Regions from separate parts of the Homo sapiens genome. Here region 2 is linked to region 1. The links are chromatin contacts, found by Hi-C or POLR2A ChIA-PET in ENCODE. All regions are on one chromosome and are shown on one strand. The core of a region is the stretch at or near the end of the contact, and the rest is flanking DNA. Distances in the headings are between cores, read along the strand shown. Region 1 holds the start of SERINC3 (serine incorporator 3). Region 2 holds the start of R3HDML-AS1 (R3HDML antisense RNA 1).

Region 1 (7,411 bases), core at 3,527-6,026:
TCCAATTCTTAACTACAGTATAGGCCAAACACTGCAGAGGCATGTCCTCCACAAATTCTTATGTTGAAGTCCTAATGCCCAATTCCTCAAAATGTATCCTTACTTGGTCACTGCAGATGTAGTAAGTTAAGATGAGGTTATATGGAGTAGAGTGAGCAGCTAATTCAATATAACTGTGTCCTTATAAAAAGGGGAAACTTGGACAAAGGCTTACAACACAGGGAGAATTCCACATGCCATGTGAAGGCAGAGATCTACAAGCCAAGGAACATCAAAGACTGCCAGCAAACCAAAAAAAAAAAAAGCCAGGGGAGAGGCATGATACAGATTCTCTCTCACCACCCTTAGAAGGAACCAACCCTGCTGACACCTTCATCCCAGACTTCCAGCCTCTAGAATTCAGAGATAAGAAATCACTGGGTTTAAGCCACTCGGTCTGTGGTACTTTGTTATAAAGCCCTGGCAAACTAATAAACTTACTTACCTATAGTTGTCTTAAGAATGTAAATATCTCGAAGGGGAGACTATCTTTACAACGTTATATCTTTTGTATCTTTACAGAGCAGGTACTCAGTAAATATCTGTGGGACAAATCTGTCCTACTATATGTTATGTCATTTTTCTATTTCAGTAAATGACAACTCCATTCTTCCTGTTGCTTGGGCCCAAAACCTGGAGTCATCCCGAATGCCTTCCCTTTTCCCAAAATCCTCATCCAATCTGTCAGTACATCAGCTCTACCCTTAAAATATATCCAGAATCTGACCATTTTCACAGTATCCTTAGCTATCACCTTTGTCCAAGCCACAACTATCATCTCTCATCTGGATTAAGCGCAAAAGTTCCCATCTCACAGCTGTAGCGACCCATTCAGAAGCTCTGAGTTGGCCGGCACAGTGGCTCACGCCTGTAATCCCAGCACTTTGGGAAGCCAAGGCAGGCAGATCACCTGAGGTCAGGAGTTCAAGACCCGCCAGGCCAACACAGTGAAATCCTGTCTCTACTAAAAATGCAAAATTAGCCTCAAAAAAAAAAAAAAAAAAAAAAGAAGCCCTGAATTGTTATAAAGATTATTTTAAGCTTTTAAGCTGAAGCATCTGAGCTTCAACAGATGCAGAGGAAAAAAAAAAGCCTTCTGGGAGCTTCTCTTATCTGACTAAAAGCAGCAACTTCTGGGAAACGAGGCTGCCATAAAGTCCCTCTCCAGGGCAGTTTTAAGATCATGAAGAAGCTGGAAAGACCCACCATACCTGCATAAACAAGTACTACCACAAACGTATTTCCTATTTATTCTCCTAAAAAAACTTGTCTTTCCTAAAGAAACCTATTTGTTCTTCTCATAGAAGCCTTTCTCCCAGCTTCCTTTTTCCTACTAAATTAGAAAGCCTTGGCTGGGTGCAGTGGCTCACACCTGTAATCCCAGCACTTTGGGAAGCTGAGGTGGGCAGATCACCTGAGGTCGGGAGTTCAAGACCGGCCTGACCAACATGGAGAAACCCCATCTCTACTAAAAATACAAAATTAGCCAGGCGTGGTGGCACATGCCTGTAATCCCAGCTACTTGGGAGGCTGAGGCAGGAGAATCGCTTGAACCTGGGAGGTGGAGATTGCAGTGAGCCAAGATCCCACCATTGCACTCCAGCCTGGGCAACAAGAGTGGAACTTGTTTTCTCAAAAACGAAAAAAAAAAAAAAAGCCTCAAGTTCTAACCGCCCCCTTTGAGTTACTATTACTGAGCACTCCTGTGTGTACATGTCTTGCATGCATAAACTCTAAATAATCTGTTTTGTCAGTTTAATTCACAAGCCCCCAGAAACAGAACCCAAAAGGCTGGAGGAAGATTCTTCCCAGCCTACACTGCTTTACCTTTACTTTTCTACCATCTATTCTCCACACAGCAACCAGAAACCACCTCGTTAAAACACAGGCCCAGATCACATCACTCCTTTTTTCAAACTCTGTAATAGATTCCCATATAACTTAAGAGTAAAAGCCGGGCAAGACGCGGTGGCTCACACCTGTAATCCAAGCACTCTGGGAGGCCGGCGGATCACGAGGTCAGGAGATTGAGACCATCCTGGCGTGAGCCACCATGCCTGGCCTTCAACTCACCAGGATTTTCTAATGTGATAGAAGATAAAAGAAAAATTGTACAGTAAACGATTATTTCATAAAACTTTGTCTCTATATGGGTGCATCAGATCACAGATCAACTATGTACAATCTTTCTTTAGGTCAAGGTCAGAATAATTAGAAAACCACTGCTCTCAAGAAAGCCCTTAAAAATGGAACACTCTTTTGATTTAGGACCAACAACCTTAAAATACATTCTGTTCCTAAGAAATAGTGGAATGAAGCCAGGCATGGTGTCACACACCTGTACTGGGAAGGCTGAGGTGGGAGGATCACTTGAATCCAGGAGTTCAAGGCTGCAGTGAGCTATGACTGAGCCACTGCACTCCAGCCTGGGTGACAGAGCAAAACTCTGTCCCCCTCCAAAAAAAAAAAAGAAAAATAGTAGAAAGAGCTGAAACAGAATCCTTGGTGTAATACTGTCAAATATATGTATGTTTGGTTCCCATTTCCTGGCATACAATTTCTAAAATCCTTGGAATAACCAGCGTCTTTTTGTATGCTAATGAGATGACTGGTGACTGGCAGCCCCTAGGTGGCTTCATGATGGGTGAGGGTCATAGTAGGAGGTTGGGACTTTTCAGTCTCACCCCTGACCCTCCAAGGAGGGGCTGAAGGTTAGGTCAGTAACCAAAAGCCAATGATTTAATGAATGCTGACTACATAATGAAGCCTGCATAAAAGCTCAGAAGGACAAAGTTCAGAAGAACTTTTGGCTGGGCATGGTGGCTCACACCCCAGGAGTTCGAGACCAGCCTGGCCAACATGGCGAAATCCCGTCTTTATTGAAAATACAAAAATTAGCTGGGCGTGGTGGCATACACTATAATCCCAGCTACTCCGGGAGGCTGAAACATGAGAATCCCTTGGAGGTTGAAGAGAGCCGAGATGGCGCCACTGCCCCAGACAGAGCATGGAAGCTCCAGACCCGTTCCCTCTACACCTTGTCTTACATATCACTTCATCTGTATCTTTAAAAATATATTAATAGTAGCCATAAAAAAAGAAGAAAATCATGTCCTTTGCAGCAACAAAGATGCAGCTGGAGGCCACTATCCCAAGTGAATTAATACAGAAACAGAAAACCAAATACAGCATATTCTCGCTTACAAGTGGGAGCTAAACACTGGGAACACAGACACGAAGATGGCAACAATAAACACTGGAGAGTCCAAGAGTGGGGAAGGACGGTGGGGGGATAGGGGTTGAAAAACTACCTGTTGGATACTGTGTTCACTGTTTGGGCAACGGAATCATTAGAAACCCAAACCTCACGATAAGGCAATATACCCATGTAACAAAACTGCATATGTACCCTCTGAATCTAAAATTAAAAATACATAAATACACAAAATAAAATACTTTTATAATAAACCAGTAAACATGTTTCCTTGAGTTTTGTGACCAAATTAATCAAAGCCAAGGAGGGAGGTCACGGGAACTTTGATTTATAGGTGGCCGGTCAGAAGCACAGGTAAAACAACCTGAGGCTTGCCATTGGCACAGAAAGTGGGCACAGTCTTGTGAGACTGAGCCCTCCACTTGTGTGATTTGATGCTATCTCCAAGTAGAGAGCTTCGGAATTGACTTGTAGGGCACCAAGTTGGCATCCCCTGCAGAGCTGACTGTTTGCCTGATGTTTGGGGGAAAATCCCCACACACCACACATCAGGTGTCAAAAGTGTGTTGTGAGTACAGCAGGAGAAACTGAGTGTGCTTTTTCTACACACTTGGTCAATTAAATCAGCTGGAGAATGAGGAATCAAGGAATCACGCTCCTCTGAAGTGGGTAAATGAGGGAACTCAGCATATTCTTTTATAGGCCCTATAATTTTCTCTTTAAAATGTTTACAGTTTACAAGGTGATTAAACCTTCACTTCACTGTCACAATCGTTCTCGAAGAGAGGAATGCTGGGGTGATTATCCTCGGATAAATGACTTACAGCAGTCCCAAAATATTCAGGCCCTGGTTTCCAATTTTGAATAACAATCCACAAGGGCTTCTTTCCCTTGCACCTGAACTGCAGACAAGCCTCCGCTAAAACCCCAGCTTTGCCACACACTCTGTAGTTTTGGCAAATCCCGTGCTAGGGGATAAAAATATTACTTGAGCCACCTAGAACTAAATGATGGCACCTTAAGAGGTGCTTCGGGAGGAACCGGAGCCCCTCGCTGGGAGCTGTCATTCCTTGGTCCCTCTCCAGCTCCAGAGGAACCTAGTCAGGAAGCCTCGCAGGGCGGAGCCATCCGAATTGTAAACAATGGCGGCCTAGCCTCTTCCGTTCCCCGAGGAACCCGGAGGGCGAGCCGCCTAAGCTGGACCTGAGGGTATCGCGGATTTGCGTCTGGGGCCCCGGAGACCCTCTGTAGCCCAGGGCCTGCTGACATCCCGAGAGCCTCTGGAGCCAAGGCCCGTGCAGCTCTGGTCTCGAGGCCTTTCCCCGCAAACCGCAGGTCCGGCGAGGACTCGGGACCCCGAACTCACCCAGCTGGCGAGGGAGAAGACACCCAGCACAGCCCCCATGGTGACGCCAGTGATGGAGGTGGCCGGTCCTGAGGCTGCTTTCTAACACGGTGGTAACTGCCAGCTGAGGTGACTCCCCAGAAACATGACGGTTTCTCAGGCCGGAAACGCAGCCTTCCACAGACGCACGGATGCGTCACGGCGTGGCCCCGCCCACCGTCCGCGACCGGAGCGGCAGAGGGGGGCGCCTGTCATTGGCTGAGGGGGAAGGTGGGGCTAAACCATCCTGGGGTTGCAGGAACTGTGAAGGTGTCATTCCTTACATCATTTGTATTCATTGTGCAAAGATCTGGAAGTTACAGAAGTGTACAGAGAGGCACAGTACGCTCAGAATTTATTCTCTAGTTAATAGGAGATCTGACAACATAAATGCACCGTGCCCCAATGTAATGAATACGATGAAGTAGTATGGGGGAATAGGCTTTCAATAAAGGTGTATTTAGTGCCTCCTATTGTAAGGGGAAAGTAATTTAGCTGGGCAGTAGTCTTGGAAGGCTTCTCTGAAGGATTTATTTTTTAATCTGCGAACTAAAGGATGAGTCCAAATTAACCTAGAAACGATGGAAATCGTATCCTAAAATGTGGGATGCACCCCATTTGGGAAAAATGAATGGCTCTAAGGGTGCATGAAGGACATTAAGCGATATTAAACAGCAGAGTGAGAACGTCCCATTTCAAACCAACAGGCTAGTTGTTTGAGGCCAGTATGGTATTTAACATTTTTCTAGTATTTATCTCCCTTTCTAACAGAGTAAAGCCTTCATTTTCCAGATCTCTCAAACAGGCAACCATGCCTGCAGTTTTAAAATATTGTTTTGTTTTGAGGTGTGTGTTAGCAATAACCTTTTCATTTCTTCCGAGCAATGCTGATTTCCCATTTAAGCAGTGATGTAAATATTCCTTTCAAAATACATGTCAAATTTGAGAGTTCACTTAAAGAAGAAAATGAAAACATTTTTTACTTACACATATAATAGTTTAGGTGGAATGTGGCAAACAATGATGATGTCCGGACAACAAGGTGTCACACTTCAATATCTTCTCCTGTGGTGTGTTAATCTTCCCTGATAGATAAAACTCTCTGGAAGGGGATTCATAATTGAATTCCTTCTGGATTGTCAGCCTTTAGTCTGATAAGGGAAATTCATGAAAAGCCCCTCTCTCCATGTGCTGTTCCCCAAGCAATCATCATACCAGTGTGGCATATTTGGGGATGTTATTTCCTGGATTCCTTGAAAATGTATTCCAAATTCATCTTTTACAGAAATGGAATGAGGCTCAAAGTTTGCCCAAGGCCATGAAAAGGGCTGATGAAAGAAGAAAGAGAACTACTCACATTTAATAATTCCTACCTCTCTTTTCCCAGATCCCTCTCCTCACCACACATACACAAATACCAGCTCAAGTCAAGTTGCTTCAGGACCACTGAACTTTCCAGGTAGTCCTTAACATTCTTGCTTCTTCCTGTCTGAGTATTGCTGGTCTGGACTTAAGAGAGCTGACTGTGATAAATTTTACAGATCGAATTCTACCAGAAACATACCTGTAGTCAAAAAGAATTAGGTTTATTTAGCTTGTTCAGAAAGGGAGAACACATATCAGAGAAAATATAAGGTGTCTTGGTAAGAGGTGACTGGGGAGAACTTATTTTAGGATTTGGGTTTATGCTGGGTAACTAAATCTAAGGAGAGTTTAAGGAGGAGGAGAACAGTTTTGGATTGGACACAGTCAAGGAGTAGAGGCAATTCAGTGATTAGGTATCTTACAAATTTTTATCCAGAAGGAAGAAGGATTAAAACAAGGCTAGATTAGTCCTTGGAAAAGTGTGATACCCTACCTTGTCTTAACCTGAATTGACTCTCTCTTAGCTGAGGGAGACAGACAAACTCCATTTTGGCTCCTTCACTTGCCGCTCCTTACCCATCCCACTTCCTCAAGGATTTAACTTGTGCAAGCTGACTCCCAGCACATCAAAGAATGCAATTAACTGATAAGATACTGTGGCAAGCGATAGCTGCAGTTTCCAGGAATTCACCCGGTTGATAGTACCCTAAGCCCCTGCATTTTTGTCCGGTTGATGGTACCCAAAGCCCCCACATCTATCACCTTGTGATGGATTTAAAGCCCCTGCACCTGGAACTATTTGTTTTCCTGTAACCATTTGTCTTTTTAACTTTTTTGCCTGTTTTACTTCTGTAAGATTGCCTCAGCTAGGCTCCCCCTCCCCTTTCTAAACCAAAGTATAAAAGAAAATCTAGCCCCTTCTTCGGGGCCGAGAGAATTTTAAGCACTAGCCATCTCTCAGTTGCCGGCTAATAAAGGACTCCTGAATTCGTCTCAGAGTGTGGCGTTTCTCTATAATTCGCTCGGTTACAAAAAAAGAAGCAAAATCCACTCATTTATTAGTCAGAATTGGAAGATGTTGAGTCCTATCTGCGGTACCAGAGTGGCTTTGTCTGTATCTTGATCCAACTACATGGTGGTCTTGTCTGATCTTTGTTTATATTCTGTGATCACTGTTTTTGTTCAGTTAGAAACATTAGGTCTAGCTGTCAGCTGAACAGTTTTTCATTTTCTTACCTGTAAGCATTTGTCCTCCCACATGTAGGATCCCCCCATCTCTTAGTGTTTCTGGCCCTAACTGGTTGAGTGTGTCACTTCTACTTGGCCAAAGCGAGGACAGCAGATCTTTGTGATCATCTACTCCAATTTCCCGCCTCAGGCAGAAACCCCTTAGCAACATCTCTTCTAGG
Region 2 (7,411 bases), core at 3,416-5,915, 170 kb before region 1:
GTGGCAGCGCTGAGATCTGGACATCTGTGTGAAGGTTACTCACCTAATGCTCCTCTGTCTCCCTGGGTCCTTTTCTCTTCCAGGGGCAACTGGATTGGCGAGTCCCCGTACAAGATGGGAAAGCCGTGCTCCTCCTGTCCCCCCAGTTATCAAGGCAGCTGCAATAGCAACATGTGCTTCAAGGGGCTGAAATCCAACAAGTTCACGTGGTTCTGAATTTTCTCTGGGCTTTGGTGCGCCTCCAGCTGGGCCTGACCCTCCATGTCCTGCCCTCAAAAAACTGGGTGGAGAAATAATTGTTTCTTTAAAGGATATGAGTTAGAATCACCCCCTGTTGAATTTTCCCTCCTAGATCCCCTTCTTAAATGTCCAACATGGGTCAAAAGAAAATGACCTCCTTGCCTTCCTTCTTTCCTAGTTGCATCTTTCTTTTCTTGGGCCTCTGGGAAAGAGCCCTGCATCTTTCATTAATTCGGTTCTCAGAGAACCAAGGCTGGAAGGCATAGAACTGGCACCTTGGGACCAGGCATAATGGCTCACACCTATAATCCCAGTATTTTGGGAGGCTGAGGTGGGAGAATCACTTGAGTCCTGGAGTTGGAGAACAGCCTGGAAAGCCTGGCGATACCCCATCTCTATTTAGAAACAAACAAACAAACAAATAAAAAACCTGGCACCTCGGTTTTGTAACTCTCAGGCTTTGTCAAACCCAAATGACTTTGTCCATCCAATGAAAGGAATTCCACTGGGTGCGGCGGCTCACACCGGTAATCCCAGCACTTTGGGAGGCTGAGGCAGGTGGATCACCTGAGGTCAACAGTTCGAGACCAGCCTGGCCAACATGGTGAAACTCTGTCTCTACTAAAAATACAAAAATTAGCCAGGAGTGGTGGCTCGCGCCTATAATCGCAGCTACTCGGGAGGCTGAGGCAGGAGAATCGCTTGAACCTAGGAGGCGGAGGTTGCAGTGAACAGAGATCCAGCGACTGCATTCCAGCCTGAGGACAGAGTGAGACTCTGTCTCTAAAAAAAAAAAAAAAAAGAAAGAAAGAAAGGAAACCCGCTTTCATTCGTCTCATAACAGTCAACCAGTTTCTGGGCAGTCTTTGAGGACTCGTGATTCGCTCCCTGAGTTGGGCACATTTCAGGCCCATGATTTTGAAAAACATTGAAATTGGCTTGTGGACATCCGCCCCCCCACCCCCACTGCATGGTACTGGAGCCACGACAGAGTCCAGGCCCCCCTTTTTACAGATGGGTACACTGAGGCTCAGAGCAGGGTGTAACTTACCCAGAGCTGCACAGCTTGTCTTTGATGGCCAAGGTTAGAGCTCAGTCTCTCACAGCTCCTTCCTGCTTCCTCGGCTCTCAGAACTGAGAAGTGAAAACCAAAGTTGGCCTGAGGGGACTCTCTCTGGGCCTTTTTTTCTCTATCTCTGCCTCGGTCTCTCTCTCTTTTGTCTACTGTCCGTTCTATCTCTGCCTGTTTTTGTTTTGGTCTCTGCATCTCTGATTCTTTTTCTCCCATATAATCTTACTCTCATTCCAATAAACCATTTCCCCTCTCCCCCCACCATCCCACCCAGGGATCATAGCACACAAAAGTCCTTTTGTCTCCAGAGATAGTAAAATCTCCTCCCTCAGACCTTGCCCTGCAGCTGGGGCCCACTCCCTGCCTGGCTGGAGAGCTTTTCCTTTGAAGACCCGGGATGGAAAACAGGCCCTTTTCCATGGAGTCCCTACGTTGTCCTGGATGGAATGAATTTTCTCATCCTGTGCATGTCACCCCCTCCCATTCCACCCCCAATAAAGTCTTTTGAGATCCAGTGTAGTGGCTCTTTCTGGTCCCTCCCTCTCTTGGCTCCCAAGAGGGTCAAAACACAAGGAATGGGAACTGGGTGGGGGAAGATGGGTGAGAGGAAAACCAGCTCAACTGGAAGACCAGGGGAAGGAACTAACAGCGCTTTGGGCCCCGCTCTGCAGAAGGCTAGATCAATGCACAAGTGCATGCACGTATACTATTGCTCCACTTTACAGATGAGATAAATGAGGCATGGGGTGAGTACTAGCTTCCAAATGCTGGAAATGAGTGAAATAAGAGAATTAAGAGGTTGGGCGTGGTGGCTCATGCCTGTAATCCCAGCACTTTGGGAGGCCAAGGCGGCAGATAGCTTGAGGCCAGGAGTTCAAGACCAGTCTGGGCAACACAGTGAAACCCTGTCTCTACTAAAATTACAAAAATTAGCCAAGCATGGTGGGGCACGCCTGTAATCCCAGCTACTCAGGAGGCTGAGACACCAGAATTGCTTGAACCCAGGAAGTGAAGGTTGCGGTGAGCCAAGACTGCACCACTGCACTCCAGCCTGGGTGACACAGCAAGTCTGTGTCTCAAAAAAAAAAAAAAAAAGAGAGAGAGAATTAAGGACACTGTTGTGAGTTCATTGTTCTTAGACTATATCTTTCCTACTTTATTTTTTGGAATGGGCTCTCGAAGGCAGTATCAGAAATGGAAAACCGAAGAGATCACGTGGAATTCCCACCTTACAGTGGCACTTTTGGCTTGTCTCTTCCCTGGCACAGTGGCTCATACCTGTAATCCCAGCACTTTGGGAGGCCAAGGAAGGTGGATCACCTGAGTTCAGGAGTTCCAGACCAGCCTGACCAACATGGTGAAACCCCGTCTCTACTAAAAATACAAAATTAGCCAGGCGTGGTGCTGTGTGCCTGTAATCCCAGCTACTTGGGAGGCTGAGGAAGGAGAATCGCTTGAACCCAGGAGGCGGAGGTTAAAGTGAGCCGAGATGGCGCCATTGCACTCCAGCCTGGACAACAAGAGCAAAACTCTGTCTCAGAAAAAAAAAAAAAAAAAAAAGAACAGATTTAATGAAACTTCTTGAATCCCAGTTTTTACATCTGTAAAATGGGAATATTGACAGTGACAATTCAATGACGTTAAGAATATACAATGCTGACAAACTAAAGAGTTCATAAATGCCAGTGGTTGTCATCCTCATTATCCTGGTGCTCAGGAAGGCAATGTGAGACCTGTTGAAATAGCACGGGCTTTGGGGTCAGATGATGCTGAATTCCAGTTCTGTGTTGGCTCCTTCGTAGTTATGTGACCTCATGACGCCACTTCATGCAGGGGGTTACGTACCACTTAAATCTCCAGAACATTTTGGGAAATTGACATAGGGTTAGCAAACCTCCCCCACCCCCATATAAAAATATTAATACTTTTTTTTTTTCTGAGATGGAGTCTGGCTCTGTCGCCAAGGCTGCAGTGCAGTAGTGCAATCTTGGCTCACTGCAACATTTGCCTCCTAGGTTGAAACGATTCTCCTCCTTCAGCCTCCCGAGTAGCTGAGATTACAGGTGCTCGCTGCCACACCCAGCTAATTTTTGTATTTTTAGTAGAGATGGGATTACACCGTGTTGGCCAGCCTGGTCTCAAACTCCTGACCTCAAGTGATCCACCTGCCTCAGCCTCCCAAACTGCTGGGATTACAGGCATGAGCCACTACACCCGACCAAGAATATTAATACTTTTTTTTAAAAAATATCGAAGTTATTTATTTATTTATTTATTTATTTATTTATTTATTTATTTTGAGATGGAGTCTCTCTCTGTTGCCCAGGCTGGAGTGCAGTGGCACGATCTTGGCTCACTGCAACCTCTGTCCCCCTGGTTCAAACGATTCTCTTGCCTCAGCCTCCCGTTTGCCACCATGCCCGGCTAATTTTTTTATTTTTGGTAGAGACGGGGTTTCACCATGTTGGTCAGGCTGGCCTCAAACTCCTGACCTCGTGATCGGTGCGCCTCGGCCTCCCAAAATGCTGGGGTTACAGGCGTGAGCCACTGCACCCGGCCCCAAAATCTAACGTTTGTTATCACTGTTGTTTTAGAAAAGAAAGGACATTTTAATGCAACCCATGCCCATCTGTAGGGGCTGAAGGTCCCTCTGAGGTGATTGATAAAGCTGAAAAAAGAGACTATGGGAAGAGAAGAGGAATATTATCAATTAGCTATTTTAGAAGCAGGGCAAACTATGAGCTAGGTATTCCTATAAGGAAATGAAATAATTTACTAAAAAACATACAGCAAGAAAATAATAGAGCTGGAGTTTTCTGATTTTTCTGAGTCCAGAATTTGTTTCACTGTTCTCATTTCAGCTCTCTCTAACAGGATGAATGACCTTGATTTCAGAATCCCCAAGCAGGTGGTGAGATCCAAAACTGAGACAAAAGAAACGGGGCTGTTCCAAAAAAAAAGCTAGGTGGCAGGTGTCTAACATGCCAGGGAGCTAAAACAGAGTGTGTGAGTTTCAGCAGCAGGTTGAATTTAGAATGGGGAAGGAGACCAGAGGAGACGCCAGACAGGATGACTTTGTCCCATTGGCCTGGAGGCAGCCCCATGTTTCTCCACCCCTCATATCACTCACCAGTTTGTAATAGTATCTTTGAATGACGATCTGATTAAGGTCCGTCTCCTCCATTAGTCCACAAGTTTCGGGGGTACATCTACTTTGCTCATTTCCATATCCCCAGAGTCTAGCACAAGGCCTGGTACATAGTAGGTGCTCAATAAATATGTTAGATGAAAGGAAGATAACACCTCTATGTACTAGCAGTGAGACTCCAGGCATGCAATTTCTCTCTGTCCTTCAGTCCCTTCATCTCAAGGTTTAATTTAAATATGGTAACGCCTGTATGCAACTCCCAGCATCCAGTAGGCACTCACTAAACACAGTTCTCCACCCTCCTTTTTTCCTCTGCCCCTCCCTCGGTTTTCCCACTACTTCCTGCATGGTGACACACCCATAGTTTGGAGCCATAAAACCCAACCCAGGTTGGACTCTCACCTCTCCAGCCCCTTCTGCTCCGGCCCTGTCCTCAAATTGGGGGGCTGATGTCCCCATACACCTGGCTCTGGGTTCCCCTAACCCCAGAGTGCAGGACTAGGACCCGAGTGGACCTCAGGTCTGGCCAGGTCGCCATTGCCATGGAGACAGCAACAGTCCCCAGCCGCGGGTTCCCTAAGTGACTGGTTACTCTTTAACGTATCCACCCACCTTGGGTGATTAGAAGAATCAATAAGATAACCGGGCGGTGGCAGCTGGCCGCACTCACCGCCTTCCTGGTGGACGGGCTCCTGGTGGCTGTGCTGCTGCTGTGAGCGGGCCCCTGCTCCTCCATGCCCCCAGCTCTCCGGCTGGGTGGGCTTGGCCATGGTCAGCGTGAACGCGCCCCTCGGGGCTCCAGTGGAGAGTTCTTACGGTAAGTGGGGCTGGGGGAAGACTGGACAGGGCGGGACTGCGGTCAGCTTTGGGAGGCCATGGGACACCTCCCCGTGTGTTTCTTACGGGCCCAAAGCTCCTCCTGGAGCTCCTCTGGAAGGGCAGGAAGCCCCACGGAGGCAATGTGACCGCTTCCCTAAGCTCTCAAGCCGGGGCATGGCCTGCTTGGTGCGAGAAGTGCTGGGAGGGGCCGAGAAGCCCTGGGGCAGAGGCTTGGCTCATTTTGTCTGTCCAGAGGCCTTCCTGGGAATGCATCTCAGGGGTCTTTCCAAAACCCCACAGAGGGTGGGGCTTGGAAGCACCGTCCTGTTTCGATGCGGGGCAAATTGAGGTCCACCAGGAGAGGCTTGCTGGGCCTAGGTCACGTTGCTGGTGCATTATCAAGCTGGGCGTGGGACCGGGCAGCTCGGTCGCTCCGCACCTCCGTTGGCTCTGGATAATGGGGAGGAGGTAGAAAGCGCCGCGCAGGGTGGAGCGTTGGAAAATGAGAATATCTTGTGCGGACGTGTGAAACTCAGATGCAGGGCTAGAAAGCATGTGTTACTGAGAGTGAAAGGCTCAGGCTCACTCCTTAGGGTGACCCCCACATTGGAAGCAACCCAATGTCCCTCAGCAGAGGGAAGACGGGTAAATAAAGCGTGAGACGTCTTTACAGTGGAATGCTATCCCATTGTTCAAGGAAACAACGCACATCTGTGTGTGACAGGGAAGAACCTCTCAGTTAAATTAAGTGAAAACGGTACACTGAAGAACTGTGTAGTTGCTGATAGCGAAACGGATATAGATGTATATATGTACACACGCGTATACGTGTACATTCCACGCATAGAAAATTCGTGGAATGACACAATAAAATTGGTGACAGGTTTGTTTCTGAGGAGGGAAATTCAAGAGAATGTTTTATCTTTTGGGGACACATTTTGGATTTTTTAAAAGTTGGGTGCCTTTTATAAACCTGTTCAAATCACACACCCGCACAGAACTTGGTCTCTGGAATCCAGCAGACCTCGGGGTCTAGTTGTGACTCTGTCACACGGCTCAACATTCACGTGCCTCTTGCTTTCTTTCTGAAGTGGAGACAGGACTAGGATGTGTCTTAAGATCATGGTGGATGCCGTGGGGAACAAGGATGTAAAGCCCTTGATACCACGTGCATTGCAAAGACACAATCAACATTTATGTCATCAATTGCTGAGGACAGAGGGCCAGGGAATGACAGAATCAGGGCCTGATCTCCTGACTCTAGTCAGGAAGAATCTTCTTTGCTTTGACCCCCATCAAACAGGAATATGTGATGCACTGGAAATGGCAGAGGCTGAAGAAACCAACAGCCTGGGAACCCATCCCACACACCAGCTGTGTGACCTTGGGCAAGACATTTCCCCTCTCTGAACCTATTTCCTCATCTGTAAAATGAAGATAACAACAGGACCTATCTCCCAGAGAGCGGGGAGATTAGAGGAGATAGCATAGAGGAGATTAAGGGTGAGGCCACCCTTAATCCACAATTTTAAGACCTGGAGTATAGATGCCAATGGATGACTTGGTTGAACCTGTGGCTAGGGGAAGACATTGTCTCTCAAAGGGGCCAGACAGCTTCTGGGGAAGGACAGCCCAGGTCATAAGGCTAAGCTAGGGGTGAACAGAAGGCCCCACAGTGTCTCTTAAAGGATGATACAATAATATAACCTGACAGCCTTTCACTGTCTCCCACGTCTCTGCACCTTGTAGGATGTCCTCATGTCTCTTCATCTCTGCTCCTGTGTCATACTCATTATATAGCAAACATTCAGCAATTATTAGAATGGTTGCTTCTATCGACAGGTAGGTGGGTGAATGGATGGATGAATGGGTTAGTGAATGTTCTACTATTATCTCTCAGACAGCTGTTTCATTTTCCAAACGGCTGTCTGAGATAAATAATATTGTAATCTCCAAGGACAGAAGAAAAAACTAAGGTTCAAGATTAAAAAAAAAACACAAACAAACAAAAAATGTCATCTGACTCGAGACTTGACACAATCCAGCTGTTGCTGGCCCTCTGCTCTAGGCCACAGATATGGCTGGACAGAGAAAGGAGAACTCCAGTGACCTTGCAGTACATCCACAAAAAA

Evidence for each region. Hi-C counts contacts between places; a loop is a spot of excess contacts on that map. ChIA-PET counts read pairs that join two places held with the same protein, here RNA polymerase II (POLR2A).
Region 2: a map of Caco-2 shows a loop between it and region 1 (6-fold over the local background). The contact joins the promoter of R3HDML-AS1 here to the promoter of SERINC3 in region 1. A Hi-C loop is called at or near these places in 1 of 168 maps with a recorded cell type or tissue (Caco-2). POLR2A ChIA-PET finds 5 or more read pairs at or near these places in 3 of 52 experiments (HepG2, OCI-LY7 and Panc1).

The regions. Positions count from the first base shown.
Region 1 is chr20:44,517,294-44,524,704 of GRCh38, forward strand. SERINC3 (serine incorporator 3) reads right to left here and starts at 4,777. Exons shown (of 10, transcript NM_006811.4): 1 at 4,620-4,777. The coding sequence starts at 4,658. RefSeq lists enhancers at 3,988-4,540, 4,459-4,768, 4,675-4,969, 7,002-7,411.
Region 2 is chr20:44,350,577-44,357,987 of GRCh38, forward strand. R3HDML-AS1 (R3HDML antisense RNA 1) reads right to left here and starts at 4,666. Exons shown (of 4, transcript NR_184036.1): 1 at 4,443-4,666; 2 at 1,292-1,374; 3 at 44-280. It overlaps HNF4A (hepatocyte nuclear factor 4 alpha), which reads left to right and starts at 5,123. Exons shown (of 10, transcript NM_175914.5): 1 at 5,123-5,277. The coding sequence starts at 5,229. R3HDML (R3H domain containing like) reads left to right here. Exons shown (of 5, transcript NM_178491.4): 5 at 84-662. The coding sequence ends at 216. It overlaps HNF4A-AS1 (HNF4A antisense RNA 1), which reads right to left. Exons shown (of 3, transcript NR_172878.1): 3 at 6,168-7,411. RefSeq lists an enhancer at 2,455-2,954.